2 separate regions of the Homo sapiens genome follow, and region 2 is linked to region 1. The links are chromatin loops, found by intact Hi-C in ENCODE. Cell type or tissue: dorsolateral prefrontal cortex. All regions are shown on one strand. Links, peaks and the distances in the headings refer to the core of each region. The heading gives the core; the rest is flanking DNA.

Region 1 (5,383 bases), core at 79-5,078:
AAGGGTGCACCACCATACCTGGCTAAGTTTAAATAAATTTTATAGATATGGGGTCTTGCTATGTTTCCCAGACTGGCCTCCAAATCCTGGGCTCAGGCGATCCTCCCACCTCGGCTTCCCAAAGTGCTGGGATTATAGATGCGAGCCACTGCACCTGGCCCCTCTGATTTTATATAATTTGTTTTCTTTCTGCTGTATTATTTTGTTTTTACAGAAAGCTGAAATCTGCATCCCTACAGCTTCTATATCTTATCCAGGTTCAGTTCCCTGGATTTGTTAGAACAACAGTTCTAATTGATGCTTCTTAGGAAACTGCTCTGTGGGAATGGTTTGTTTCTGTCCCACCCGGCCTCAGCTGCTTGAATCGGGGAATTAGAATCATCTGAAGTTCTGCACACCCTGTGCCTGGGATCTGGCTACGAAGATCAAGGCACTGAGGTCTTGAATCCCTCGGGCCCCTCAGGCACAGCTACCTCTATGGGCTCTCTGTAACAGGGCAGCTTCTGGGTGGTCAGCATCCTCCACGGTGGCTCAGGGCTCCAGAGATACCTGTCCCAAGAGAGAACCAGGCAGAAAGCTAGCCACAGAAGTCACAGGGGGCCACTTCTGATGCATCTTATCCCTCACAAGCAAGTCGCTAGATTGATCCCTATTCAGGGAGAGGGAAATTAGACTCTACCTTCTGTGGGAAGAGTGCCAAAGGACTTGCAGACAATTTAACAACCATCCCACCTCTTTTGTATCTTTTGCTTCTTATCACCTCCCATGTCTGGGCATTAGTGTGCCCATGGATGTGGTCCTGTCGCTTCCAACCCACTGGCTGGCCCCCGGTTTCTGGCTTTTCTTCATTTCTGGTTTGACCTTGTGCAGCTATCACTGTCTTGTTTGCCTGTACCATGTCTCTTTCCGGGTGAGAAGGATAATTTTTGACTGCAGCATCAATCAGCAGAAGGAATACCATCTTGTGACATTTCCTCTCCTCCCAGCTCTCAACAGGTGAACGATTGAGTGGGGGTGAATATGAGGGGTAATCCCACAAAAGGCTCTGAAATTACCCAGAAACTCGTGACCCCACAGATTTGTGCCCTGGGCAGATGACCCAGGGGTACAGCTTGACCGAAACAGGTGTACAGGTAATCTCCTAGCGCCCCCCAGCAGCACAGGGACAGATACTACCTCCAGACAGACCCCCTTCCTGTGTTTAGAGGAGATGGCATCTATTTATAGAACTGACTCATCAGTCTCTGCTTGAGGTAGTGGGGGTATCAGAGATCCAATTTATTTCTTTTATTATTATTATTATACTTTAAGTTCTAGGGTACATGTGCACAACCTGCAGGTTTGTTACATATGCATACATGTGACATGTTGGTGTGCTGCACCCATTAACTCATCGTTTACATTAGGTATATCTCCTAATGTTATCCCTCCCCCATCCCCCCACTCCACGACAGGCCCAGTGTGCGATGTTCCCCACCCTGTGTCCAAGTGTTCTCATTGTTCAATTCCCACCTATGAATGAGAACCAACACAAGCACTTATCACTTGCACTGTTGCTGTAAGTGGGCTGAGAGCTAGTCACATAGAGCATATTTAGTGCAAAGAAAGTAATTCACCGAGTCCAGCTCTCCTGTGGTTAGTGGACTTCATACCTAGGCTTGCCTCCTGTAAGCAGAACATAAACAGCCCATTCAAATTAAGAGCTTGTTGAGAACCCACATGGCTGTAACCAAGGCAGCAGCAGCGGCTGCGGCCGCAGCCTCAGAAAGCAAGTGAAGATTCTATTATTTCCCTGGTATTCATAAAAGGGCCACTTTACAACTGTGATCTCAACATGTGTAGAGATTTCACTGAATTTTAAATTTCAGGGCCGACTTTTACAAACAGACATTAAAACTAATAGCTGTGTGCCTGGTGCTTTGAAAGCAAAAGGTGTATTGAGGCAGGATTTGTGCAAAGCTCGTGGGGAGTCACAACAGAGAAAGAAAATGAATATGCAAATGCATAAACAAAAATCCTCTTCATGTGGAATGTTATTACAGATCCACATGGAGAAAGGAACCTTTAAAACGACCATTTCTCTTTGTTGCATGGCTCAAGATGGCTTGGAACTGGGAATCCAGGAGGCATTTTCAATGCATTTTCCATGGTCCCTTGTGAAGAGAAGGGGTGGGTGGAGATTGTGCCAAAGCTGTGCTGTACCAGTCTACCCTGGGTCTAGGGCTGTTTTGGTTTCCTAAATGGACTGTGGGATGAAGAGTGGTTTATTCATTTTCAAACAAAGCCAAGTTTGTGAGCAGCAGACTGATTCCATTCAAAAGGCCAGAGGAGAGGTCAGAACCTACCAGAACTAAACTCACTAGAGACACATGCAAAGGGATGTATTCAACCCCCAGCCCCACCTTCCCATACACACACTCAGGTGTGTGCAACATTGGTATAGCTTGAGCACTGGCTGATTGAGTGTGAGTATAGAAAAGAAAAGACCTAAAGGTTGCAGTGACCCACGGTGTGAAAATCAGCCACAAAACCTCATTGTAGAGCAAGAGACATTAAAAACAAGTGCATTAAACCTGTTTTATTTTCAATAAAAAATTAGGGAATCTCCCCTGCACCACAAAAGCTAATTTCTCAATACTACAAATTGAGGGTTCTTTCCTTTCTTCACTCCTGCCATGTGAGATTGCAAAAGAATTTTAAGGGCATTTTCTCTAACCCATTCTGTTCAAAGCAGGGCAGTTTCTCAGATTTGGGCCCACAGTCTAGTGGGGTCTAATATAGGACTGTGGGCCTTAGACCAGGGGGAATACTGAGAAGCCATGTGCAGATGGACCTGTGGCTTTGCTGCCTGATAGATTGGCATTGTGCAAGCTACATTTGTCCAGTTCCAGGACTGAGCTTCTGCCTCATCCAGGTCCTCATGGTGGGATTTGAGTATCTCAGCCCATTTGGATGCAGCTCTGAAAACATTCCTGGTCCTTGTCAGTGCCCTCTCCTGAAGAAGGTGATTTTTTTCAGCAAGTGGCTGAGGACTGATTCACACCAGTTTCCAAAACTTGCCTTGGTCTGCAGTCTCTTGATGTTATGCGTCACACGACAAGTTGGATTCCCAAGAGCATTGGGTTTAAGACTCCTGATCCCCCATCTCCTTTCCAGCCAAATCTAGTGCTGGGTTCCTCCAGCATCAACCACCTGTTCCTGCTGGTTTATTTTCTTCTCCAGGGAAAAAACAAAGATAATCAATGAAAGTTGCAAAGGGGAGCTTTGGCTTATTTTTGTCCCTCTACCTATCAGAGAATACCTTCTTCTCTGAGAGATATAATTCAAAGGGAAAGTTTGATTCCCATTGCCAGTGTTTGCAGTAAGAGGAGAGAAGGGGCAGCCTCAGCCCTGGCTGGGTTGTTTTGAAGCTCTATATTAAAATTCTTATTGCCACCCTAGTAAGATTGATAGTAATCACCATAAAGACCATCTATCATTAGTTGTCCTGAGGCTGCGATGTAACAGGAGTGAAATTAACTTCAGCTCTCATCTTCCTCCACACTTCCTCTGGGTCCCTGGTGAGGTCTGAGCCTCAGGAGTACTTGTAGCAGGGTGGAGTATTCTCATTCCCCACTTGCCAGGAAAACTGTAGGGAGGGCTTGTCTTCCTGTGCCTTCAGCCAAGGAGAAGTTAATCAGGCTAGAAATTGCATCTCTCAGATTTCTGGAAAAACTCATTCAAAGAACATCTTTACTATGTAGTTAAAGGCTGGGTGTTTAGGGTGGGGGAAGAATGATTAGGAGGAGCATGGGGGAATTTTAGGGCATTGAAAACACTCTTTGTGATACTACAACAGTGGATTTTTCATGCCATTATACATTCGTTCAAACCCATACAACGTTCACACTAAGAGTGAACCATGATATAAACTCTAGATTTGGGGTGATAATGATGGTTCATCAGTTGCAACATAAGTACCCTCTGGTGGGGGATGTTAATACTGGGTGAGGCTGTGCACATGTGGAGGTAGGGGATACAGGGAACTCTCTGTACCTCCTGCTTAATTTTGCTGTGAACCTAAATCTGCTGTAAAAAAAAAAAAAAAAAAAAAAAAAAGCCTAAAAAGAAGCAGCAGCTGGGTTACCAGTTATTCTACATGAGTTGGAAGTGGAGGATTCAACTGTTCCCTAGACTGTCTTCTAATCACCTATTTTTCTTGTCACATTACTCATTACCCACTCCTGCTAACACCAGTTTTGAAGCCTTTCTGTAGCTCTGCCAGAAATTGTGGCTTTTATAACTGCTGCAGCCTTTCCCTTAAGTAATAGATTATGGACTCCGGCCCCCTTGCAATTTTTCTGTTCTCTTCATGGGTGTGGGTAAATCACTTAGTCCTTCTTTACTACTATTTCAGTAAAGTTTCAGGGAGGCACATACGTGTTCTCAGTCTGCCATCTTGAACTGAAACCCGGAAAGCATTTAGACAAATATTTCTGGGTCCCAACCCCATACCTACTGAATCTAAGTTACCTTGTCTGCTGGCCAGATAAAAAGAAAAAGGTAGGTGTGTGTGTGTGTGTGTGTTTTAAATCTCCTGATGACTCTGAAGCAAACCTTCCCTTGAGCAGTGATTGGCCCCTGGGCTGCTGGATCCAGCCCCAGGTCCCAGGCAGATGGGCAATCTGCTCTTTCTCTGCTACCCCAGCCATCCAAACAATTTATATTTTCATTTTGTCCACCATGATATTTCATACTTTTGTGACTGCCTGGATTTCATACGTTGTCTTTTTCACTTGATCAATTACATTCATCCTTCATTCTGTCTTTGATGGAAAACCTTTTTAGTTGCTCTCCTGCCTACAGGGCCTTGCATAGGATGGGCACTTGATATAATAGCATGATTTATACTAGAATTCAGCTGGGTTATGTGGATTAACATGGCGGAAGAAGGACAATGCTAGCAAATAACTAAAAAGTATAGTAGCTCAAAGAACAACTGTATTTTCTGGGCTAATAAATGATAAGAAATTAAATGTTTCTTAAATTGAAATAGAAAAAAAGCATGCAATTAATTTCTGTATTTCCCTTTTGACCTCAGAAGCCTCCATGTCATTTTTTATTTTCATCTATGTCTTTAAATTTTGTGCAACTCCTTAGGTCATGAAAGAGGTACCGTCCTATATCCTATGATAGCAGCCCAGCTGTGTGTTAAGACACAACCTAAAGAAAAGTTTATGTAGGGTGGGAGGCGGGAATGTAAATGTTGTTCACTGGCTGTGTTGAGCTGAATGTACCAGGCTTAGAAGTACAGTCCTCTGGATTCCAAGTGTGATGACAAAGAGAAATAGATTCAGATGTCAGTGAAGACAAAGGCATGTTTATTTAGACATACGTTTCAATG
Region 2 (5,383 bases), core at 200-5,199, 87 kb before region 1:
TGTGTCACAAGCTAGGAAATATCCAGCTTTACCTGTGGGTAGTAGAAGATAAATGTATTTATACTTGTCAGCATTAGAATACTCAATTTCATCTGTAGAATGACCAAATTGAAATAGATAATCCTCGGTCTTACAGACCTAATGGAAGAAGCAGATCCATGTACCTAAAGAATGCAAAATGAGCTATTCATAGACCATGGGCCTATTTTTGCCTTTCTTGACAACTTTAATTATTTTTTTAAACTAAGGGCTCCTTCATTCTTTCGGAGTCCCCAGTACTTCAGTGAATGATAGTGTTCTTGAGTTTCTATGAGCACATTAGAATTTTACACCTTCGAGGTTAACAGAGCCTGTTTTTATGTGCTGATGGCTATAATCAAAGCACAGGATTACTTAAACTAACAAGCGAGGATCCATCCCAATAGAAATGTAAACAGAACTTTAATCCATCATTTTGCTAATGGTCCTTTCCTGGTACATTCATCAGCCTCCGTTCCAGCTTTTGGCCTAATACATACACTGTGTTGTTTTATGACCTCTCCTCTGACTGTTAATATAGGAAAGGAGGTGTTATGTCTCCCATTACACAGAGACATAATGGAATGAGGGACTTGCTGGAGATTGCATTTTCTATCATTGCGTAGGTCTTCTAACTGGACGAATGCCAGTTTTCCCTCCTGGTCTCGGCCCAAGTCCTTCCTTTGGCATTCCCAATTTCCTTTTGTATTCAGAATGAATCTCATGTTCACATGGATATGCTTAGAGGTGGCAAACCAGCATCTTCCAAGTGGGTGTCCTTGATGTCAACAGAAGAGAAACAGACCAAATGGCCTGGCATGGCCCTTTGCCCGCACTGCTTTGTAGCCAAGATAGAAACTAAAGCCCATTGGCTTCATCTGGACACTAATCCAGATAAACATTTAAGCACATGTATTTGTCCACGGGTGCTATTTGTCCTGAAGCACAGTGAAATTTAGTCTAACACTTGATTTCATGTTTTGATGTTTCTTTCTCTGCAATCTGATACTGTTGTAAGCATGAATATACTAGTGTGCTAGGGCTACCATAACAAAGTAGCATAGACTGGGAGGTTTAAACAACAAGAATGTATTTTCTCATCATTCTGGAGGCTTGGCAGACCAAGATCAAGACGTTGGCAGGGTTGGTTCCTTCTGAGGCCTCTCTCCTTGGCTTGCAAATGGTGCCTTCTCTTTGTGTCTTCACGTTGTCTTTCCTTGGTGTGTGTCTGTGTCCCAATCTCCTCTTCTTATATAGACACAAGTCAGATCGGATGAAGGCCCAGCCTAATGACCTCATTGGAATTTAATTACATTTGTAAATTCAGAGTGAATGGGGGTCAGGAGTATAACATGTGAATTTTAGGGGATGTAATTCAGCCCATAACAATAAAGTTGGTGGTTTACCCAGATGACTACAGGTTGGGGACACTTCTGAAAGGACAGATGGACTACATGAGCTATGTGGCACAGTCAGATGTCGAGAAACTTTGCTATGCCTCCGAAGTCAATGCCCGCGGCTGCCACATTCTTGGAAATAAAGGTAGCTTTAACAAACATACGTTTGACATGGAGTTGTAAACAGCGGAAATGTGATAGATGTACATAGCCAGAGTTTCAGGATTTCAGAGATTTGGTACCTGTTATGTATATACTTTCTTAAATGGCAGCTCCAACTGGTAGCAGCTCTGAAGAGCAGTGGCTATATACTAGAGAAAATGAGAAGGAAGACACATGTAGGAGCTGCTACTGTGTGATAGGAACTTTAAGCACCGGGGACTTGGTAATGATTTCCCTGAGAGGCAGTGTCCAGGTCCCTAATTCTGTGGACCCTGTGAAATAGACTAGAGGCAAGCACACAAAGTAAAGGCAAAAAGAGAAAGGAAAGCAAAGAATGGAAACTGCTGAACTCTGCATTACAGAACAGAATGAAACGTCGCCCAACATTTCACGAGGTTAGCCATCATCTTTCTTTACAAGTTATCCAGTTCCATTTGTTTGGGGCGTTTTCTTCCTTAACTCCCATGGAAAAATAAATACATCATTTTTTTTTTTGAACTGTGGGTGGAATGAACTCTTTAGAAATTGATATGGGCATCCTCTTGGCTAGATTCCTGCCACTCAACCAAGTAAAGGAACTCACGCGGCTGCAGGACTAAGCTCCTCCCACGTCTGCCGCTGTGGTTGGATGTGCAGGCTGAGAGCGTCGTCTTGGATCCTAGCACCCACCGTGCCTAGCACACAGTAGGTGTTCAGCACATGCCTGCTAGACTGACGTGTCAGATAGTGTTTCAGTTTACCCAATAGTCATGAGTGTCAGAATAGCTGGCTGTCGGCTGGAGCTGGGAGTACATTCCAGGGTAAGTATTAATGTTTCAGCGCTGCTGCGTGCAAATCATACTGTTCTGTATTCCCTCTTCCCACCACAAAATGTGTTTATGTGGATTAAATAGGGTTATTAGGGGTAGCAGGGATAATCAAACCCAAGTTCTACCATACAGTCACTTTTGCCCGGTGAGCTTAATTTAGACACATAGAGGTCAAATTACAAATGGCTGAGCTCACAGAAGCTTCAGTTTCTGGTTCTAGCCACAGGGGGAGAAAGCAGAGCTGGAGACATTCCCAGTTTCTAGGTTCTCATACAAAAACCAACTGGCTGCCACAGCACAGTCACCGAAGAGGGAAGAAGACAAGGAGAGGTCAGAGTTCAAACTCAATTCCGGGAATTTTGTCTTGAGATTGTTTGCCTTTCTTTAATTTTCAGAATTGAGATTCTTCCTGCCTGGGTCTATTACAATTGACTTTAAACTGGAGGAGGTTAAAAAAAGTTTCATAGAGTGAGCAAAAAAACAATGCATCTATTTACGGGCCAAGCTACTCTCCCCTCCCCCATGCAGGCACAGGCAGGCAGGGAACGATTTTTCTGGGGAAAGATTTTTCTTTCTTTTTTAACGCAATGACAAACACTATTTACTAATGTTAAAAAAAAACAAAAACAAAAACAGAAGGAGCTATGTTCTTACCACAAAATAACAACACTGTAGATCACACTAAGTGAAGGGTCCACATCTTATAAACACAACACACTGCATTACTCCACAGTGAGTTATGATGTTTCATTGCAGGGAGCAGCGGAGTCTGAATCTATTAATGATTCATGCTTGCCTCAGAAGACCATAATGTATACTAATCAGACCCAACCGGGGGACAAGAGCACTTTAAATGCATTTGTCCAGTTAATAGTTTGACTTGATCTGATATTTCATTGGGTCACCGACCTTTTCATTGTAGGTAATGTGCAGAGGAAAATGTATGGCTGACACCCTGAAGAATCGACAGAGGACTTGCTGGTTACCAAGCAACGTGCTACCTAAGCTTTGCCTCTGCGTAATTCTGCCAATACTTCTTGCAGTTGATGAGCTTAAGTGTAGCCCTGTGAGCTTGTGAGTGCGTGTATGTGTGTGTGTGTTTTGGGGAGCAGAGACACTACAGGCAGAGAGTAGCTCATTCAGACTGCTTTTTATAGGCATTAAGCAATAAGTTCCCATAATAAACTGCCATGCCACAGTTAATACTCAATAAACAGTATGGTTTATAAGCAATTAGGGACCCAAATCTCAAAATAAGACAGTTCCGCAGAATGAGAGCATCCACTCTAACAAGGCTCAGTAAGATATGTGGCTTGTTAAAAGTGTCATAATTCTCCTTTAAAAAGCAATTAACAGTTTGGTATATTTTGGTCTGCCAAACACAGAGTTTCTTAATCAAATGTGAACACAATCAAAGAGCCACTTCTCAGCTTTACATAATGGACAGTCAAGTACACAGAAAGCACAGCTGAAAATAAAAGGATGAATTGATGTTCTCTCCTGTTTGTTTATCAACCTGTGAGTCCATTGAAGACATCAAGATGAGTCAGATAAATGCATTTTGTCAGGTTTTCAAAGAAAGCCAGCCAGCTTCTCTATTTTGCCAAGGTCTTTGTATTTCCTAGTAACTTCGTAGGTTAAAAAAATATGTTTTCCAGCTCCTTCTTTAAACTGTAGGTGATTGGAGAAATAACACACGTTTGCTTGTTTGTCTTTTATAACCACAGACACAAGCATCTGGTCCTTACTCCGTGCAGCTGCAGGAACATCACTGCCTCTTACCGGATTCGTTGCGAGGTATTTTGCAACAGGATTCCAATGCCCAGTTGCGGGTTTCCTTTAACTACCATATCTGAGGCCCAGCAACTCTATTTTTAAATACACTTGCAAGTGATATAAGCTTCCAACACTATGTACAAGGTGATGGGATGCTGGACAGAGACCGATGTATTTCCTTCTTCAGGGACTTAGCATCCAAGACAGATTTACAAACGACTACACATTTCCTGTTAAAGCACATTGAAATGAATGCACAGTAGATCAATACTATGGGCCTTCTAAAATCACTTATTTGACTCTCTTATCTATAAATTGAGTAATTTTAAAAATTAAGAATGGAGAGAAATGTGCAGAGAGGACGAAAACTTTAATGTGTACTTAGATAGTTGGAAATGTCAAATTAAACCAAATTTAAAAATTGATCCCTCCTCCTTCTGTTCCCACCAGCTCCAGGCATTTATGATGTTCTAGGAAAGTATCTGTTGAAATTCCTGCACTTTATGACATTCCCCCTTTCTATCCAGCTTAATGCGTGGGTAGTAGAATGTAAATGTATTCATATTTACCAGCATTAGAAGCCTCAATTTCATCTGTAAAATAACCAAAGTGAAACAGATAATTTCTAGTATTTTTTCTCTGGCAACCTATGATTCAGCAAATCACTGAACTCTTAAAAATTTTCATAACGTATATGGAGGTCTAGGAAAGTGAAATCAGTCAGAAAAAAATAATAAGTAATGTGGTCCACAGACTTCTTTGAAAGACAAGTATAAATATTCAGACTAAAAACCAAACTTCAAATGAACTGAAGTTTAGAAAATCTTCTAAGCCAAACTTCTGGGACAATGAATTAATTTTCATAGTCAGGATTGGGGGACTATTCAGAATAGGCTGAGAAAATTCTATTCTTCCTACTGGGAATATTTAGAAGGTCACTACACCAACATCACACCAACCTCCATCTAGATAAGTATGAATAGTCCTCAAACCAATGGATGTTGATATATTTTATCCACTCCACGAGCATTTAAAAGGTGTGCTGCATGTTCCGTGTCTCAGACATTACACTCTCTGGGGTGATTCTAATCACCCCTCCCTTTATCCCCACTCTGCTGTACTCACTTTCCAATTCTGAACACGAGAGTTGGAGACCAACTCATGGATGTCTTAGCTTCCTAAGAGAGGATGAATGTAGGGTCCTAAGGACTCATTCAGGAA

What was found. A loop is a pair of places that touch in the nucleus more often than their neighbours do. Peaks named below come from ENCODE experiments on the same cell type or tissue, not always from the same donor. Only the 100,000 strongest peaks of a DNase experiment are listed, where the experiment ranks them.
Region 2: a loop joins it to region 1, with 2.1 times the contacts of the local background. A loop is called at or near these places in 3 of 110 quality-filtered maps.

Annotation. Positions count from the first base shown.
Region 1 is chr10:6,996,547-7,001,929 of GRCh38, reverse strand. All of the region lies in intron 2 of LOC105376387 (a long non-coding RNA gene), which reads left to right. Among named protein-coding and RNA genes, the nearest start is that of LINC02665, 97 kb to the left of the region's middle. In dorsolateral prefrontal cortex, for the core only: no CTCF peak of the experiment used is centred there; a DNase peak (open chromatin) is centred at 2,205; H3K4me3 peaks cover 510 bases; H3K27ac peaks cover 5,000 bases.
Region 2 is chr10:7,083,290-7,088,672 of GRCh38, reverse strand. All of the region lies in intron 1 of LOC105376387 (a long non-coding RNA gene), which reads left to right. Among named protein-coding and RNA genes, the nearest start is that of LINC02665, 10 kb to the left of the region's middle. RefSeq lists an enhancer at 5,264-5,383. In dorsolateral prefrontal cortex, for the core only: CTCF peaks have their summits at 2,449 and 2,650; DNase peaks (open chromatin) are centred at 2,646, 2,892 and 3,403; H3K4me3 peaks cover 1,041 bases; H3K27ac peaks cover 2,845 bases.